2 separate regions of the Homo sapiens genome follow, and region 1 is linked to region 2. Evidence: chromatin loops called from intact Hi-C (ENCODE). Cell type or tissue: OCI-LY7. All regions are shown on one strand. Each heading gives the region's core, and the rest is flanking DNA. Links, peaks and the distances in the headings are about the cores only.

Region 1 (2,810 bases), core at 3-2,502, 150 kb before region 2:
AAGGTTCTCAGCTTCCTTGCATTGGGTTAGAACATGCTCCTTTAGCTTGGAGGAGTTTGTTATTACCCACCTTCTGAAGCCTACTTCTGTCAATTCGTCAAACTCATTCTCTGTCCAGTTTTGTTCCTTTGCTAGAGAGGAGTTGTGATCCTTTGGAGGAGAAGAGGCGTTCTGGTTTTTGGAATTTTCAGCCTTTTTGCACTGGTTTTTCCTCATCTTCATGGATTTATCTACCTTTGGTCTTTAATGTTGGTGACCTTCAGATGGGGTTTCCGTGTGGATGTCCTTTTTGTTGATGCTATTCCTTTCTGTTTGTTAGTTTTCCTTTTAACAGTCAGCCCCTCTGCTGCAGGTCTGCTGGAGTTTGCTGGGGGTCCACTCCAGACCCTGTTTGCCTGGGTATCACCAGCAGAGGCTGCAGAAGAGCAAAGATTGCTGCCTGCTTCTTCCTCTGGAAGCACTGTCCCAGAGGGGCACCCGCCAGATACCAGCCGGAGCTCTCCTGTATGAGGTGTCTGTCTTCCCCTGCTGGGAGGTGTCTTCCAGTCAGGAGGCAAAGGGGTCAGGGACCCACTTGAGGAGGGCATCTGTTCCTTAGCAGAGCTCGAGCACTGTGCTGGGAGGTCCGCCGCTTTCTTGAGAGCCAGCAGGCAGTAACGTTTAAGTCTGCTGAAGCTGTGCCCACAGCCGCCCCTTCCCCCAGATGCTCTGTCCCAGGGAGATGGGAGTTTTATTTATAAGCTCCTGACTGGGGCTGCTGCCTTTCTTTCGAGATGCCCTGCTCAGAGAGGAGGAATCTAGAGAGGCAGGCTGGCAGTATCAGCTTTGCCGAGATGTGGTGGGCTCCGCCCAGTTTGAACTTCTGAGAGGCTTTGTTTACACTATGAGGGGAAAACCACCTACTGAACCCTCAGTAATGGCAGACGCCCCTCCCTCCACCAAGCTCTAGTGTCCCAGGTCGACTTCAGACTGCTGTGCTGGCAGCGAGAATTTCAAGCCAGTGGATCTTAGCTTGCTGGGCTCTGTGGGAGTGGGATCTGCTAACCTAGACCACTTGGCTTCCTGGTTTCAGCCCCCTTTCCAGGGGAGCGAATGGTTCTGCCTCGCTGGCATTCCAGATGCCACTGGGGTATGAAAAACTACTCCTGCAGCTAGCTTGGTGTCTGCCCAAACGGCCGCCCAGTTTTGTGCTTGAAACCCTGGGGCCTGGTGGTATAGGTACCAGAGGGAATCTCCTGGTCTTCAGGTTGCGAAGATCATGGGGAAAGCGTAGCATCTGGGCCAGAGTGCACCGTTACTCATGGTACAGTCCTTCATGACTTCCTGTGGCTAGGGGAGGGAGTTCCCCGACCCGTTGCACTTCCCAGCTGAGGTGATGCCCCACCCTGCTTCAGCTCGCCCTCCGTGGGCTGCACCCACTGTCTAACTAGTCTTAATGAGATGAGCCGTGTACCTCAGTTGGAAATGCAGAAATCACCTGCCTTCTGCACTGATCTCTCTGGGAGCTGCAGACCAGAGCTGTTCCTGTTTGGCCATCTTGCCAGCCACTCCTGTTGTCTGTTTTTTAAGAGGAGCATTTTACACTTTGTTGGTAATGAATAGAATGGGGTGCAGAATCATTGAATTATGGGAGGCATCTGTTTATGTGCCTGTTATAAAATAGGAGTTTTTATGACCCAGGGATAGATTGATGAATAGGCCTTTGAATGATAGCTGAAGAAACAGCACTTTTATAGTCTCCTACTTTTTAAACTAAAAGATCATCTATGAACAGCAAATTCGATCTATGATCTGGTTCATTTAATTAATATCACATGACTATTTGAATGTATAATTTCTCCTTTCATATAGATAACTCTTAAGCACAAGAGCAGCTTGCAAGGCAAATTTGCTGATGCTTAAAAACCCAAACAAATGGGGTAAGTCATAAGAGGCGATAAGAACAGTACATTTTGTCAATAGATACTAGACTTACTGAAAGTTGGAGCAAGACTCTGGTAGCCAGAAGGGCTGTCTCAAATCCCAGCTCCACCCCTTATAATAGAATAATTTCGTCAATGCAAATGTGTGCCTTCGTTTCCCATCTGTAAAGTAATAGTTCCCACTTTTTAGGTTTGTTAAGAGGATGAACTCATTTAATGATTGTAAAGTATTAGAACAACTCATGGCACTTGGTGGTTTTTGTATAGCATTTTATTATTATGTATTATTATTATTTATTCCCATGTCCTTTGGACTTTTAGTCTAGTTGCTCCTTCTTTTGTACTACTGCCACCCAGAAAAGCAAAAAAAGAACCTAATATGCTGGCTCAAATACATCATTTTGGCAAATGTATGTACGTATGTATGTATGTGTGTATGTCTACATATGGGCAGTCTCACTTCACAGAAATGTCTCTGCCTCCCTTCATTGAGGAGGGGCCATTTAGACCATTGTAGATGGCTCCCAAGTAATCTCTCCTTAGCGACCACTCTCACCACACTGTCCCAAAGTGACCTCTCATTGAAATGTTGAAGCCTCTACTAGTGAAAGTTTCAAGATCACTGGTGCTATAGTTAGCAGTTTAAAACCTTCTCAAAGAAATGTCTCTACAGGATAGCTTATTACAGGCTCTGTTTACACAAACCATCTGTGGGGGACTTTGGAATTTGGTAACTCATCAGTAGTTATAATGATCACAATCACCAGCCCCAAGACCAGGAAAACACCTCCAGAAGCTGTACATTTTTGCAAGTGACACAAGGTATTCATCATTGATCACAATCAGCATTGGATTTATTGTTTTAGTTTTCAAGAATCTTACTCTGTT
Region 2 (2,810 bases), core at 57-2,556:
ACTTGTTCTTAAGTAGCCCTATAATTTAGAAAAGGTGCCAAACTACTCATGTGGAACTAGAAAGATGGCAACACAAAGATAGCTTTAAACAATCACTTACTTGAGTTTTGAAACAGGTTGAAGTCAAAGAAGCTGAGAGTCAGGAATTCTTTGGAGAGTGTTGTTGACATGCTGTTCTTCCCCTCTCCCTTTCTTTGGAAGAGAAGGATGTTGAGGAACGTGAGGGTCTCTTGGAGTTTGAGGGATAGAGTGTCTGATATTTGGCTCATGCCTGAGGAAGCTAAAGGTGAGAGGCTGTGGCTGGAGGTGCCTCTGCCCGGTAGCACCATACAAAGTGCTAAACAGGGAGCAAAGGCATGTACACAAGGGGGAGAATAAAAGTAGCATTTCCTGTGAAAGCTGTGTGAATGCAGAAAAGAGAGCTGGTCAGCATCCTCCGCTGGAGTATAGCTGATGGTGAAGGGACTTGAGGAGAGAAATGGGCAGCCAGAAGCCCAAGGGCCAGCAGGAGGGAGCAGTAAGTAGCCTGTGGGAGGAGAGGCAGTTGGTGCACTCTAGTGCAAAGGTGTCCGAGGGCTGTCTCCAAAAACCCTTTATTGGAGAATCAGCCTTGGAGACCGGAGAGAAATGATGTGAGATCACAACTGTGTCACCATGGAGCAGCTGTGCACTTTCCTGCCAACTCCTCTTCCCTGGGCCTGACCTAGCAGGAGAGGAGGTGAACAAGGAAGAGAAAGGAAGCCAGCTTCATCCTATTTGCCCATTGCAGGCTTCCAAGTCTGAAGCTGGGAGAGAAGAGAAGTTTTAACTTGAAATGAGATTGTCATTATACAATTAGTCGGGACTGTTCTGACCTGGACTTTTTATTATCTGAAATCTCTAGACTGAAGGACTTTTTAGCTGAACATAACATAAAAATCAATAATACATGCTTGATATTGCATTCAGGGTAGAAATTAATAAGTCTACAGAAATAAGTTTTTCTTTTTTGTACATTGTCATCATATCCACCTTGTAAAACCAAATAGGTGCACTGCTAATCATTCTGTTATATTACCACAGAGCTTGTCCTTATCTGGCTCTGTTAAAAAAATGCTACATAAGAAGACAAAGACACCAATCAATGATCACTCATTAAGCCTGTGGTCTGAATTAGTTAATACAGTTGGGAATCAGGATTAAGACATTCTAAAGGCAAATATTATAAAAAGAATAGTCTGGAACATAAGTCACTGGAAGTTTAGGTTAAAGAGTGCATTAGTGAGCAATCTGGGCAGCCAAGCTCAAGGGAGGGGGCACTAGTGGCCGTGTGGGGTGGAAGAAAGGAAAGGACACACCCCTGAGGAGAATCCAATCTGCGTATGAGCAGCCTCTGTAAATTCCACCTGATGCGACCTCTAGTGGTCACTCTAGTACCATGCTACAGTGTGCATATCCAAAATTGTGACCAGTCCATAACATGAAAGTTGACTCTCAGTTTTCACAGGTTTAAAATTTTAGAACTGTGCAGGCAGAGAGCTCTTAATACATATTAATGGTTTGATTGCTCAGGTGGAGAATGGGTGAAGATGTATGCACCTGGGCCAGTTTCCTGATAGCTGACTTTCATGCTGAGTGTAAATTTGGCCACACATTTGAAGTGTCAGAGGGCAAATAGGAAAGAATTAAATAACTCATTGATTTCTCAACTGACCTTTGGCATTATTCATAAAGAGTACATAGAAGGCTTTGAATAAATGCTTGTTGAATAAATAAACAAGGAGCTACTCCTTATGGAGTTTGCTTTTTCATTGTCATGAATTGGGAGATTTAAATTATAGGAACTTAGTATGTTAACATCCACAAATTTTAAATTCGCCTGCGAGTAAAAGGATAAATTTATTTATAATAGATTTGGATGATTCCTATTTTTGTTATTTTATTCATTACATTTTATACAGGCAATCCAGGACTATAAGTGAGCCACACACTTTCTGAGTTCCTTTGAGTAAATGACTATTCCATGTTGGTTGTCCAGAAAGGTCAAATAGTGGACCCAATATCTTTTATTGGTTATTTTCAAAGTTTAGTAATGTAGTGATTATAAGTTTCTTTGAGATGTTTATTCTTTTTCTTTGTTTACTCATGAGGATATAATTTGAGATGTTTAATAGACAATTAGTATTTCAAAACTTATTTTAATTTGTGGTTTAATTAATAGTAATTTAATTAGTTCCAATAAGCATAATGAGAACATAAAAACTCTAAATTAGTAGGTGTAATGATTCTTGTCTTTCCTCAAGAGGGCAGCAAAACCGCACTGCTCAGTTCTCAAAGATCAGGATGAAAATCTTAAAAAGCTGATACACAGACAGCTTTCATATTAGTCCAACTAATTAAACATAACATGTGTTGATATTTGTATTGCCATTTTACAAAAGTTTAGCTTTTCCTTTATGAAATGAAAAAAAAATTTAATTCTTTGTTTTAGGTTAGACAACAGAATTATACTTGCCTAGGGTCTCAACACACATTGTTTACACAAGGACAAATGATTAAGTAAGCTACTGAGGGTAACAAATAAATAAGGTGGGTTTTTTTTTTTTTTTTCCTGAAGTGTATTAGTCCATTCTCATACTTCTATGAAGAAATACCTGAGATTGGATAGTTTATAAAGGAAAGAAGTTTAATTAACTCACAGTTCCTCATTGCTGGGGAGGCCTCAGGAAACTTATAATCATGGCAGAAGGCAAAGGAGAAGCAAACACCTTCTTCACAGGGCCTCAGCATGGAGAGATGCAAGCAGGGGAAATGCCAGATGGTGATAAAAC

The links. Hi-C counts contacts between places; a loop is a spot of excess contacts. Peaks named below come from ENCODE experiments on the same cell type or tissue, not always from the same donor. Only the 100,000 strongest peaks of a DNase experiment are listed, where the experiment ranks them.
Region 1: a loop joins it to region 2, with 1.9 times the contacts of the local background. A loop is called at or near these places in 1 of 110 quality-filtered maps.

What each region holds. Positions count from the first base shown.
Region 1 is chr21:17,774,657-17,777,466 of GRCh38, forward strand. The region is part of intron 2 of LOC124900465 (a long non-coding RNA gene); the gene reads left to right. C21orf91-OT1 (C21orf91 overlapping transcript 1) reads right to left here. Exons shown (of 4, transcript NR_038871.1): 4 at 2,748-2,810. Among named protein-coding and RNA genes, the nearest start is that of C21orf91-OT1, 16 kb to the right of the region's middle. RefSeq lists an enhancer at 1,026-1,075. In OCI-LY7, for the core only: no CTCF peak of the experiment used is centred there; a DNase peak (open chromatin) is centred at 1,325.
Region 2 is chr21:17,923,804-17,926,613 of GRCh38, forward strand. It overlaps a transcript of CHODL not described here. Among named protein-coding and RNA genes, the nearest start is that of LINC03147, 40 kb to the left of the region's middle. In OCI-LY7, for the core only: CTCF peaks have their summits at 1,407 (motif pointing left), 1,609, 2,305 (motif pointing right) and 2,506; a DNase peak (open chromatin) is centred at 1,388.